Linked DNA regions of Homo sapiens: regions 1 and 3 are each linked to region 2. Evidence: chromatin contacts called from ENCODE Hi-C or POLR2A ChIA-PET data. All regions are on one chromosome and are shown on one strand. Each heading gives the region's core, a stretch centred on a gene start or an enhancer-like site at or near the end of the contact. The rest is flanking DNA. Distances are from core to core; before and after follow the strand shown.

The links. A loop is a pair of places that touch in the nucleus more often than their neighbours do. ChIA-PET counts read pairs that join two places held with the same protein, here RNA polymerase II (POLR2A). Pooled maps may share reads with other maps.
Region 1: a map of ascending aorta shows a loop between it and region 2 (1.9-fold over the local background). The contact joins two enhancer-like sites. A Hi-C loop is called at or near these places in 1 of 168 maps with a recorded cell type or tissue (ascending aorta) and 3 of 50 pooled maps. POLR2A ChIA-PET finds 5 or more read pairs at or near these places in 5 of 52 experiments (AG04450, MCF 10A, Panc1 and 2 more).
Region 3: a loop to region 2 is called in a pooled map of gastrocnemius medialis, with 1.9 times the contacts of the local background. The contact joins two enhancer-like sites. A Hi-C loop is called at or near these places in 1 of 168 maps with a recorded cell type or tissue (endothelial cell of umbilical vein) and 5 of 50 pooled maps. POLR2A ChIA-PET finds 5 or more read pairs at or near these places in 3 of 52 experiments (BJ, MCF 10A and WTC11).

The regions. Positions count from the first base shown.
Region 1 is chr5:143,151,990-143,156,358 of GRCh38, reverse strand. All of the region lies in intron 20 of ARHGAP26 (Rho GTPase activating protein 26), which reads right to left. Among named protein-coding and RNA genes, the nearest start is that of ARHGAP26-IT1, 38 kb to the left of the region's middle. Within about 2 kb of position 2,923, at least 15 of the 41 ENCODE cell types and tissues checked have a DNase peak (open chromatin) inside an H3K27ac peak, as active enhancers do.
Region 2 is chr5:143,308,861-143,313,535 of GRCh38, reverse strand. It overlaps NR3C1 (nuclear receptor subfamily 3 group C member 1), which reads left to right. Exons shown (of 9, transcript NM_000176.3): 4 at 3,323-3,439. Among named protein-coding and RNA genes, the nearest start is that of NR3C1, 92 kb to the left of the region's middle. Within about 2 kb of position 1,880, at least 5 of the 41 ENCODE cell types and tissues checked have a DNase peak (open chromatin) inside an H3K27ac peak, as active enhancers do.
Region 3 is chr5:143,133,507-143,138,052 of GRCh38, reverse strand. It overlaps ARHGAP26 (Rho GTPase activating protein 26), which reads right to left. Exons shown (of 23, transcript NM_001135608.3): 19 at 3,948-4,086. Among named protein-coding and RNA genes, the nearest start is that of ARHGAP26-IT1, 57 kb to the left of the region's middle. RefSeq lists a silencer at 2,969-3,078. Within about 2 kb of position 2,109, at least 4 of the 41 ENCODE cell types and tissues checked have a DNase peak (open chromatin) inside an H3K27ac peak, as active enhancers do.

The DNA of each region.
Region 1 (4,369 bases), core at 1,674-4,173, 160 kb after region 2:
TCCTGCCTGGCTTTCCAGATCCCTAATGCAGAGAAGGAGTTAAAAACAAGATTCTAAGGCTGTTTCCAACTAGGAATGCTTTCCTAGCTAAGTAAGCATCTGCTTTCCAGATTGACTAAAAAAGGTTTCAAAAGCAGTACTTGAACTCTAATGTACTTTTAATTTACCCAATTTAGAATCTGAATCTACGAATAAGATCCCTCAGATTAAATACACAGAGGTAGAAACAATTCTAATCTAATCCTAAATAAGAAAAATAACACTTTAGATTTCCTTCAAAGTTCCCTCACAGGCATAACAATGTTGAAAAAGCCATGCGAAATCTTAAGCCTATTTCCTTCCCAAATATTCTACCAAAAATTTGAGATTTAAAATGCCTAACACTTACACAAATAAAATACAGTGTCATAAGGCATTTGAGGGCAGCTAAATTCAAAATGAAATTCAGTCATTCATACCTTTAATTAAACTCCAAAGCTTTAAGCATGTACTGTGTATGTCAGGGCAATTTTTGGAAACTGTTTTAGGTTATTTAGCAAGATTTATAAGTTTATAGAAAAAATACAGACCCTTTATATGATTTTAGCTTGTACAGGAGAAAAGAACAGAACAATATGTGTAAAGGAAAACATTTTTCCATTTGTGATTTCCACTCTGCTGGAAAACAGGGATGTGGCTAGGCATTCAAACGGCGCTCTGCCCTTACCTCCTCCCATACCCCCTCTGCTGACAGGCTGTAGAGATCCAAGTGCCACCGATGGGTCCCTGGTGCTTGGGAAAGAAACCCTGCTGGGTCACCAAGTGTGAGGTCTGTCTCAAGCAATTTTTATATTTTAAAAAAGAAGAACCACCACTAATAACCAACACATTTATCTCATAAAAATTGGATGAAGGCAGGAATTTCCACCCTCAACCAAGGGAAGCCCAGCTGGGCTCCCGATTGATGAGTGAGATCTTGCTTAGGGAAAGAGAAAAGTGGACATGAAGCCACTCAGAAAATGGGTCACACCAGTAACAAACTGAAAATGTCAAGGAAACGTGGCCTAGTTACAGGGCAGAGCTGTGGCCTCCACAGCCCAGGAGCCTGAGGTGACAGAGGGAGGGTATCTGGCATGTCCAAGAAACAACAATGAACGAGTAAGTAAGCTGGAATCCCCAAGGGCACTGTGGGGAGCAAGGAGGGGCAAATGAATCCTTTTGAAAACAATGAGGCGTTCAGGTTATTTCCAAAGGTGGGGAATGTCACCAACTTTTCAGGCAAATCGGTCTGAAGAGATCTTTTCTGCTTGGAGGTGGGTGAGAAACAGAATTCTCCATCTAAAAGGAAAGATCCTTCTCCACAAAAAGTTGATCCAGCCACAGAGGAAAACTTCCTCTTTCAAAGCCCCACATTCCAAAGGATGACAAATAGAGACAATTCTAGTAAAAGCATAGCAGCCTGTTTGGGTGTAACCCTTTGGCATAAAATAGCATGGGGATGGTAAAATTGCTTTTTAAAAAAAAAAATGCTATGAATTATCACTTGTCTAATGCATATTATTCATTTTGCCATTCATTTGGTCTCAATAAATAACAGCTATGCACACAATTATCAGGTACCCTGTGGGATTCAGAGGTTTCCAAATCTTTCAGGAACAGGGTGTGGCGTGTCTACCCTAGCTGGTCTTGCTTTAAGGAGGGGTAGCACCTGCCTCTACAGCAGAAGTTCCTTCCTCCTCTTCACTGATCACTTAAAGCCTGGACTGAGTTATAGCTCCAGTCTCAGATTCAAGGTAGGAGGCTGGTGGGGGAAGGTGAGTGGGACAGCCTGGGACATTTCTCTGCACAGGAAAAATACATACCATGGCTGAGGGACTGGAGAAAAAGTAAGGACAGTTTGTGGGGGGAGCCCTCCAAAATAATACTATTAATTGCCATACACAGTACTAAAATACGTAAGTAAAAGATGATCTTAATTTTCATGCCACCTATTTGAGGAGGTTATGATCACACTATTTTACAGATGAGAAAACTGAGGTACAGAGAGCTAAAGTCACTTGCCTCCTTCTCCTCCAAATCCCTATCTCCTTGGTTCTCCATTAGTTTTCTCCCTGGGACTTCTCAATATACTGTGTGACATACTGTGTTAAACACTGATTTATCTCCTGTCTCCACTAGAATATAAAATCCATGAAAGCAGAAACTCTTTTTTTTTTTTTAATATTTTTAAATCACTGTATCTTCAGCACTCAGACCACCACCAGGCCCACAGTAGGAGTTCAATTGACATTTGTGGAATGAATGTTGACCAACTAAAGTGGAAGATTAGTAAAATTTGAGAGATATCTCTGAAGGCAAGTTTTCCCTGAATTTCATCAGAGAACAGCTGAATCAAACTCAGAAGAAGCCAGCAATGTTTCAGAGAAACAACTCTGTCTGGACGCAGGCCTTGTTTATCCTTTGAATTCCAGGGACTGTTCTCTGGCCACTAAGACAGGAGAAGAAGGTTGACTCTGGCAGAATCTGCAGGCGTTTGGCATGCGTGCGTCTTTTAGGTCACCAGAAATAACTTGGAAATGCATGAGCGTGTGTGTTAAGACAGAAGGACGAGAAAAATTAGTTTTATTTATGAGGCTACTGAGCAGTTAGTTATTTTTTAGGGGTGGGGACCACTTAGGCAGAGAGAACTCCAAGGTTGGGTTCCATCATTGCAGTAATCATCCCAGCCCTCCTAGCTTTCTTTCAATCTTTCAATCTTTGTGGTCTAAAGAAGGCATTTACCTAGTAGTTTCTAATTTGGGGAAATTACTGCAGCATGTTATGTCCCTGGTGGGGCATTCCCTGACTTCTTTCTCAGCATTTGTTTACTTCCTCCTTTAAAATCACTCTCTCCCAGAAAGGAGTTGGCATGATGCCCCACTGGTCACTGTGGAAGGAGAGAATGATTTATTTCTGCAGCCCTCAGTAAGCACCCATTGAACGACCCTCATCCTTGGAGGTGGATCAGCCCCATTTCTTCCACCAGAGACAGTGGAAGATGGTGGTAGTGGGCATGCTCAGGTCCAGAGACCAGTATCATCAGCCAGGCAATGTCGATGCCAGAACTAAAACCTAGGGTTTCCTGCTTTCCATTCCAATATTTGAGCCACCTTTCTTGTTTGCCTCAGCCATTAGCCATAAATTTTGTTTCCCAAATTTCTTAGAATCTCAGTTACAAGTTGTTTTCTTTCCAAGAAGATTCTGAAAACCGAGAGGCTAGTCTCCATGCTGCACTATACTATAGTGAGACTCTTCCATACCTTTCTATTCATGCAGACAGCTCAGCCCCATCCCAAGACAGCTGCCCATGACTCCGCGGTCACAAACTCACAGGACTTGTGTCAGTTTACTATCACTGCATATTAAACCACCCTAAACTCACTGGGTTCCAATAATCACAATGTGATATTTATCATGAATCTATAGGTTGTCTGGGAAGCTTTGGCTGGTCTTGCCTGACTAACCCAGGTGGCTGCATTCAACTGACTGGTGGTCCCAATGCTGAGCTGCGCTGAGAGAGATAGCTGGGCTTCTCTCTCCAGTAATCCGTCATCTTTAAGGAGGCTACAACAGGCTTCTTTACATGGTGACTGGGTTCCAAGAGAATGAGAGAGAAAGCTGTGAGGCATTGTGGCCTGGGCCTGGGAAGGCACATGATGTCACTTCCTCCACATTCTATTGGCCAAAATAAGTCAAAGGGTAAAGGTCAGCCTAGATTCAAGGGCTCCAGCTCTTAATGGGAGGGGTTGCAAAGATTCTATGGCCATTTTTAATCTACTATGGGCCTACAGGCATTAGGTATAAAAGTGAAGCAGGCCAGCTGTGAGATTATAGAGACCAGAGAGTATCATCTGCTCCCAAGTTTCACATAGGTTTAGTGTAACCAACTCTTCTGACACTTCAAAAGAAGCTGGAAATCTGGATTTAAAAAGATGTGTTAATAGACTCTATTTTTTAGAGCAGTTTTGGGTTTACAGAAAAATTGCATGAAAGTTTTACACATACCCTCTCTATTTCTACATTCTGAGTTTCCTTAATTATTAACATCTTGCATTAACGCGATACACTGGTTACAACTCATGAACCAATATTTATATTGGTTCATTATTATTAAAGGTCATAGTTTACATTAGCATTCAGTCTTTGTGTTCTATGGGTTTTGACAAATGCATAATGTCTTGTGTATATCCCATTCCAGCATCATACAGAATAGTCTCACCGCGAAAAAAATACCCTGTGCTCCAAATATTCATCCCTCTTCCTCTCCCCAGAATCCCTGGCAATCACTGATCTTCTTATTGATTCCATAATTTTGCATGTTCCAGAAAGCCATATAGTTGGTATCATATCA
Region 2 (4,675 bases), core at 631-3,130:
AGGGCACTGTGCTAAGTGGTATAAATACCAATAAGACCTGATCCTTACCCTCTGGGAAGTCACACTCCACTGAAGTGAAAGATGAGTTAACAATGACAAGGTACAGAGATTATAATATAGATGAGGGAGAGAGAAACTCGGCCTGAGGAGGTCAGGAAAGGTATTTTAGAGAAACTGATTTCACTATATAAATGTTGTATTAACACAAATCTTACTTTGTTATGGATTCAGACTGCTGACAGGGCAACAGCATTATCTCCCTAAAGAATGAGAAATTCATTCCATAGCAAATTTATTAGAAGAGAGTCTAAAATGTCCTAATACTACCAGTGACTCCTCTAGGAAAAAAATTGTCATATAATTTAGTTATTTCTAAAGCAGTTTGAAAGTAGCTTGGCCTAAAGCTCTGATTATATTAATTTTTTAAAGAAACAATTATTCATTCACTGTATGAGGATTATTATTATTTGTCTCATGTTGTGTTTGCATATCCATGAGAGTTAGATGAGTCATTTTCTTTTGTTTTACTTTTTAATACATTAGCAAATTATAAAATTACTCATATTACACCACAAAGATTACAAGGATGGCAGCTTTGGCCAGTGTAGTAGTCCCACCTATTGATTAGAGTCAAAAGTAAAGCCCAGCCCTGCTTTGTGCATTGCTCCTAATAAAGTGGATGTTACTTAACACATACGCAGAAGACAGAAGCGTCTTCGTGTCCTCACTTTACTCCTCACTTTCTTAACTGCTTAAGTATTTCCACGATATAAATGCAGTGATAATAATAATACGGACAGTCCCTGACTTAACGATTTTTCAACTTTTATGATGGTGGGAAAGTGATACGCATTCAGTATGGCTCCTCGACTTACAATGGGGTTGCCTCCAGATAAACCCATTGTGAATTGAAAATATCTTACACTTAGCACTCCATTCTTAATACCTGCTAGAATTATAGATTATCCCTCAAAATTGGCATAGTATAATATGGGTATCAGCAAGTTGTTGCACTTTATTCAGAGCTTTACACTAGGCAGGGGTGGGCTTTACTTTTGACTCTAATCAATAGGTGGGACTACTACACTAGCCAAAGCTGGCATCCTTGTGGTCTCTGTGGAGTAACGTGAGTAGCATTATAATTTACATCCCCCATAACAAATGATCCAAGAGAGTATGTGATCAATGCAGCAGAACTATTGTCTTTTATTATCTGATTTCACATGTAACATGCCATCACTTCTGCCATATTTTATTGGCCACACAGACCAATCTTGGTAAAGGACGGAAAGGGACTGCACAAGACCATGCATTCAAGGAGGCAGAGATCACTGGGGGCCATCTTGGGAGGCTGGCTACCACACCCACCATAAATAGAAAACCAGAATTATTTGCCAAAAATAGACTTTAACCACAAAAATGAATACCATATAAACAAAACAAAGTCACAAAATTTCAGCTGACTTGAAGACTCATCTTTCTATTAGTTAGAAAGGGAATTTACCAAGTAGTAGAAGACACAGGAACTCCAAAATAAGATATCTCATTGTCTTATCAGAAGGGTTGACAGGAAAATGGGCTGGGCACTGTGGCTCAAGGAAAATGGGCTGTGCACTGTGGCTCACACCTATTATCCCAGCAATTTGGGAGGCCAAGATGGGAGGATTGCTTGAGGCCTGGAGTTTGAGACCAGCCTGAGCAACATAACGAGACCCCGTCTCTACAGGAAAAAAAAAAAAAAAAAAAACGTTATCCAGGCATCGCACCTGTAGTCTCAGCTACTCAGGAAGCTAAAGCAGGAGATTCAGGCTGCAAAGAGCTATGACACACCACTGTACTCCAGCCTAGGCAACGTAGCAAGAACTTGTCTAAAAATAAATAAATAAATGAGTCAAGGAATGAATGAATGGATTGACAGGAAATGACTATTAGTTGTACGTGGCCATGTGTTATGAAATAGTGAATACTAGTTAAAACTCCTCATTTTATAGATAAGGAACAGATAGATAGACTTGTCCAACTTCATGCTAATAACCACAAAGGGCTATTTTTAACTTATGAAGGTACATTGCCTCTGATCCTATAGCTCAGAGTCTTAGCTGTGCACAAGACATACCTGGGATAAAGAAATCAAGATTGGCGTAATGTGCACATCCTGACATTTCAGTTGGATATAAACAAAACTTTGGAATTTTTCATTTTTAGCAGTGGGTGATTTTTTTTCTTTTTTTCTTCCAGTAACTGTAGGACAGTGATTTAGAGATTCCTTATAGGGTATAACTTTTTTGTATTATAACCACTTCATCAATAGATGTATCTGTTGATCGTACTTTTGATTTATAGGGGATAGAATTGGGTTAGTGCTTCCATTTTCTGTCCAAGTAAAGAAGCTAGGATATTTATAGAGTACAAAAAGAAATTGAAACAGCTGGTACAGATATTTGGCATTGGAGAGCAGCTCTGAACAAAGGTGAATTATAGTCTAGTGGTCAATTTTGTGGCCTATTCTTTACAAAGAATTGAACCTGATACAGTTAACCATCTACCCCAAACTATTATTTGTTTAAAACACAATCTATTGGCTGGGCGTGGTGGCTCATGCCTGTAATCCCAGCACATCGGGAGGCCGAGGCGGGTGGATCACGAGGTCCTGAGATCGAGACAATCCTAGCCAACATGGTGAAACCCTGTCTCTACTAAAAATATAAAAATTAGCCAGGCGTGGTGGCGTGCACCTGTAATCCCAGCTACTCGGGAGTCTGAGCCAGGAGAATTGCTTGAACCTGGGAGGCAGAGGTTGCAGTGAGGTCATGCCACTACACTACTACACTCCCAGCCTGGGCGACAGAGCGAGACTCCATCTCAAAAAAATAAAAATAAAAAAACATAATCTATCAAACTGTGTAAAACACAGTTTATCAAAAAAGTAGTTACCCTTGGTGGGTACTGGCTGGAATTGGGCAGAAAGGGGGCCTGTTGGGGTACTGTTCTGTTTCTTGATCTGAGAGCTGATTACATAAAGGTTCTTGGTTTGTAAAAATTTATTAAATGGTTCACTGATTTGTGTACTTTTTTTATATGTGAATACTGCAATAAGGTTTTTTATTGCACTGTTTTCAGTTTGTTGAACAGAAAAAGGGAGACTCTTTTTGTTGTTTTTGACCTCTCGACCTCATAATGGCAATGTAGGCAAGAACATTCCCTCAAGGCAATACCTGTGGGTGTCTTGGTTATATTCCACCGGAAACAAAGACAGAGGCTGTCCTTATAAAATATGTTTGAAGACCTGTGAAACTTTAATAGTGCCTTTTATTCCATATAGGACAGCACAATTACCTATGTGCTGGAAGGAATGATTGCATCATCGATAAAATTCGAAGAAAAAACTGCCCAGCATGCCGCTATCGAAAATGTCTTCAGGCTGGAATGAACCTGGAAGGTAATATAAATATCTGAAAGCAATTGTTTGTCTCTGTAGCTTATAAAAATTTATCATTTTACTTTTGAAGATACACGTAAGCAGATGTAATTAATGTAGTCAGTTCAGTATATATATGCTTGACTAGCATAATGTTACTGCCCAATAAAAATGGGAAATTTTTTTCATGAATATGTCATATTGTTTGTTTATCCACCAGTTCTTCTTACACACACTGAATTCAGTACAGCCAGACTATATACAAAGAAAGGAAATTATGTAATAATGAAACTTACACAACATGCAGCAACTTTATTATTCTTACTCCTTTTTTCAGCCTCAAAACTATTCCCTAGGGTTGGAAATGTTTCTGTATCAGACATATTTACATGTCCATTTTTCTGTTTGCCTTTTAAAAGCATACCTTTTACTTGGAGATCTGTGTTTTATTACAGATCTTCAAGCGGGGGGTGGTGGGAAAAAAAAAACCTCAAGGAAGAACTGGATGGGTTTTGTTTTGGTTTTCAAGTAAAGAAGAAACCTGGGCCGGGTGCAGTGGCTCACGCCTGTAATCCCCGAAGTTTGTGAGAATCCTTCTGTCTAGTTTTTATGTGAAGATATTACCTTTTCCACCGTAGGCCTCAAAGCGCTCCAAATATCCACTTGCAGATTCTATAAAATGAGTGTTTGAAAAACTGCTCAATCAAAAGAAACGTTCAACTCCATGACCTGAATGCACACAACAGTGAGAAGTTTCTGAGAAAGTTTCTTGGTCTCCCCGCACTTTGGGAGACCAAGGCAGGCGGATCACGAGGTCAAGAGATCAAGATCATCCTGGCTAACATGGTGAAACCCTGTCTCTGCTAAAAACACAAAAATTAGCGGAGCGTGGTGGTGTCACCTGTAGTCCCAGCTACTCAGGAGGCTGAGGCAGGAGAATCACTTGAACCCGGGAGGCAGAGGTTGCAGTGAGCCGAGATCACACCACTGTACTCCAGCTTGGCGACAGAGCAAGACTCCGTCTTGGAAAAAAAAAAAAAAAAAGAAACCTGAAACTAGTTATAAGTTAGAGTTTCATATCCCTGTTTATATAACAAGTTGTATAATTAACACTGATCTCAGCATTAAAAAATTTTCCTCTGAAAAAAGTTTGGAATTCTGCTGTGGTTGAAATTGCAAGTTCTGTGAAGGTAGTGGTGATCTCATAACACATATGCTTAGTATTTATTGTGAAATTAGCACTTTTATTCAACAAAT
Region 3 (4,546 bases), core at 860-3,359, 180 kb after region 2:
GAAAAACCCCTTCTGGCAAATAAGACACACATCTATGAGCATATTCTAATATCCCAGACCATGAGCCTGAAGTGCAGGTGCAAAGGCAGAGGCCTGAGCCTGAGGAGCTTCTTCTCTGGGAAGGAAGAGGCAAATGACAATCCAAGGCCAAGATTCACCTCTAAGAGCAAACAGTGGGCTCCAACTTTTGCACAGAGTAAGGACACTGCAGAGAGGCTGGGAGAAAAATGTATGCTGCCAACAGCACCTGGAGTCTCTTTGAGGGAAATACCTAAGTGAGCTACTCTGGAAGCCTCAACCCCACTAAGCATTTCAACTGCGGACTGGAGAGAGGACTGACAAATGGAATGCCAAATAAACATTAACTTGCAAGTGCATCAATGAAGAGAAAAAGGAGAATGACTGGACTCAAAAGGGATCAGGTGGACAGACTTATCAAAAGAAATGAGGTTCTGAAAATGATCGCAGGGCAAGTGTGAAGGTAGAGGAGAGGTATGCGGGAGTGCGCATGTGCATGTGCCTATGGGTGCATGTGTGCCCTCACAGCATATCCCTCCAACCAGGTATCTGCTCTGTGGCAAGAACCTGAAGAAAGGTAAGGTCGCATCAAACCAGGACAGGTGTCACTATGAACTGAAAGGGCACAGCAGGAAACTGACATGAACGGCAAGTGTCCACAGCCCACTGACAATATCTGAACCCAATTCTAGTTGAGTGGAGGAAAGGAACTTGAGTTTCTATACTTAAATTAAGAGGAAGGATGGAAGTCAGTCAAAATTAAAAGCCAGTTTGTGGATTCCAAACAGTGATATGCATTCCACAAGTGGGACACAAAATAATTCTAAGGTGGGATATGGATGACCACTTTCCATCTTAATGGTTACATGTTTATTTTAACATATATTAGAGAATAATACAGTGAGACCATTGAAGTCGTGTTCTTAGAGGTCTTATGTATCAGGATGAAGCCAGGGAAAGAAGTGAGTTGCTTTAAGGTTAACTTAAAGAAGTATATTAAATAAGTCACAGTGCATGAGCTATGTGGCTGTGGCACAAATGGTGAATGAGGGGTTATGTACATGACTGGCATTTGGGAAGCACTGAGCTAGGTGTGTCAGGAGGCCTCAAACTGAAATCACTGTTATATGGAAATATATACCTTTTTTCACAAATTATTACATTTGCATAATCGTTACCTGTACTTTAATGCCAAACAGTAAATTCAGCAAAGTGCTAGGATAAAGTTTTCTGTCTTTGTCCATAGACCAGACAAAGAGAAAGGTGAAGTGTGTGAAAACTTCACAGTGCATTATCATCTGCTCACCCGACAGTGACGGGTGGCTGGATTACAACCTGGGAGGGAGCAGGTCCCAGCAGAACCTTCCAGCTCCTAGCTCAGTCTTCCCCAGTCAACTCTCCCACTGCCCCCCCACAGGGTGCCTTCCATGCCGGTTTGGATAGTATGCTAGCTTCGCAGAAAAAAAGGGGTCTCTAAAACAAACCAATATATACACACAGACACCCATATAAATTGCAGTTAAAGAACACACAGACTTGCAGTTAAAATGTTTATTCTCTGAGAAAGGAGGGAAAGTTAGGCTCCCTACAAATATCTGAGCATATCTGTATGCTCCGGTCATGTTTCCAGGGAGCATTTCCTAACATTTAGAGAAAGGCCCTATTGTTCACTGTCTTCTCCTTTTGCATCCCCTGTCTACCATCTGCAGACATGGACAGAGCAGCTTGCTCTGCAGCTGAGACAGACCTGCTTTCACACATCCTTAACTTTCATCCTCTGCCTTGTGTGATAAAATTAATCTTGGACAAAGATCTAGCTGATTTTCTCCTGATCTCCATCTTCATTCTTATGAGCTCCCAGAGAATGCTTTAAAGCCTATTCCAAAGCTGCTTCTGCTTCATTCTAACCACATACCCAGCACTATTTTAAGCTTAGGGAATTTACCAATACTGTCTAGCCTCTCCTAATCTACACCGTACACTGATAAGTACAAAACATTAGGTGACCGTGGCTGTCCTGGAAACCTGAGAAGCACATTACCCCATAGCCTGATGCCTCATTCATTCAGCAGGTGTGAGTGAGGCCAGTTCTGTTCCAAGTGTTCCCTGGTACACTCGCAGGGGCCCAGGCCACGTGCAGACCACAGTGAGAATGACCCCAGCCAGATATTTAAAAGGAACACAGGCTACTGTTAGAAGGAAAGCCAATCCCAGGACAGGGTCAAAGTCCTGAAACGTTGTATATCTGTTGACCTAGAAATTATTCTAAGAATTTATCTAAAGAAATGTTCATGAAAAAAGAGCAGATTTAGTTACAAGGATGTTAATAGTAGCTTTACTTATAAAAGCAAAATATTTGAAACAACCCGAATGATGCTAAATATACCAAGGTACAGCCACATGATGAGATTCAATGACATCTTGAAGTGCAGTAAGGGTTTTGGGATGGGGAAGGTTTGCTTTTAGAAGTTATGGTAAGGAAGGCCACTACTTTAGAAATACAAGGGGATTAAATAAGCACCTTTTTGGTGACAAAAAGAAAGATACCAATCCAGATATGAAGCCTCTCCTCTTCAAGGCAAAGTAGCTCACTGTCCTGCCTCTGTCCCTTTACTGTACCTCACAGAAACGAGTTATAATAATGATGATGATGGCAATACCTGTGCCATTACCACCCAGCATTTACTGAGCACTGACTCTGCTCCTGGCAACATTTGAAGGGCCTTAATCCTCAGAACAACCCCATGAAATAGAAAGCATCAACCCTATTTTGCAGAAAAGGAGAATGGGGCCCTGAGATATTAGGTAACTTCCCAAGCCACTCACTGCTGATGAGCAGCAGAGGCAGAATCACACCCAGACGACCTGGGGCCAGAGTGTGTTTAACCACTGTGTTCTGCTACCTCTCTCAATGTGTATATCTCTAATGAAGCAGCTGTGATGCTGACTCACATTTGTAGTCACTTGTCTACCTTCCTTACTCAGTTTTGAACTCCTTAAAGCCAAGGTCCCATGCTTATATTCCCAGTCCCTGGTAGGTGTCGTGTAAACGTCAGCTGCATGAATGAACCATCCTTGGTTATCTGTGTGTGATTAAACGGTAACCAATAATGGTAGTAGCTGCTCTCAGTAATTGGCCCTTGCCATGTCCCAGGCCTTATGCCAGATGCTGAAATGCATAATTTCATTTAATTCGCATAACTTCCTATGAGTGGGTCCTATTATCCCTATTTTACAGATGAGCAAATGGAGGCTCTCTTAGAGCAAAGGCTGAAACAATACTGTATATTTTAGGGGTCAGTACCTGATCATTGCAAAGAACTCAGAAATCCTGAGATGAAAAACGGATGTGATATAATTGTGGTGATAACACACTGGTATTTGGAACAAGTAAGGTATTGTTCCCTAATTAATTCACTAATGAATTTCAAATATTTTTAGGTGTCGACTCCATGCCAGGCACCATGAAAGGTGGAGTAAAAGATCAAGCCGTACAAGGTCCCACCCTCACAGAGTCACATTCTAGTAGGGCATGTGACTCACACTAATGGGTATTTCATTACAACCGAGAAAAGGAAAGGACACTGGATCTATGGGAATTGCTAACAAAAGGGGAGCTTAAGAAGCAGTGCCTGAGCTCAGCTCTTATTGTGTAGGAGCAGGAGGAAAAGAGACTCAGCTGTTTGTCCACAGGTGATCTGGAAAGAGAATCCTCAATGGCAGCCCTTCTCTTTCATTCTCAATAATATTGCTTCCTGTCCTATCAGGGTTACTCAGCAAAGGCACTTGGGAGGGCACAATGATACAGTCTTCAAGGACACAAAAAGCCAGTAGCACACAGAGAAAAGCTGGAAGTGTCCACCCTGAGCCGTGCAGGTAGCATGGGATGTCCCTGAATGCCACGCTGGCCCTATGCAGCAAAGACTCACGTTTCTCTGTTGACTGAACGGTGTGGAAGAGCGTCAGGGGCCTCTCGCTGCAGGACGGGGGCTTGGAGTCACTGCTCTTCTTCCGAGACAGGTGCAGCTGGGCATTGGTGAGAGGCATATCGGGCACGGTGTTAAATATCTGCAAACGAAGTTTCACAACAAGGTTACTCACATCTGTGGACTGGGAAGAAAACAGGCCTGAAGCAGTACAACGGAAAGCTTGGCAGTGTCTTGGAATTAGCAAGAAAAGATCCGAGAAGACCACTGGCAGTTGTTCAAGACTTCATTTTAAACTTTTCTAGGAAATGGCATTAAACATTCTTGTTTGGAAGCTTATCCCAGAGTTTGATAACCACCCACTTCCATTTCTAACCTCTTCTGCCACAATTTCCACTAAGCGTCTTTTTATTGTTCTCTCCAGGGAAAAAGAAAGCAGCTGTGCTCAATAGAAGCCACTGTCTGTTAACAGCACTTGAAGTTTTTTGACTACCTTTGTCCAGAACCAATGAATCAAAAATTCCTTTATTTTTCTCCATTGGTTCTAAGTTCTTAACAATTACTTCACAACTTTCTTAAACTGTGAAACATGTATTTAAATA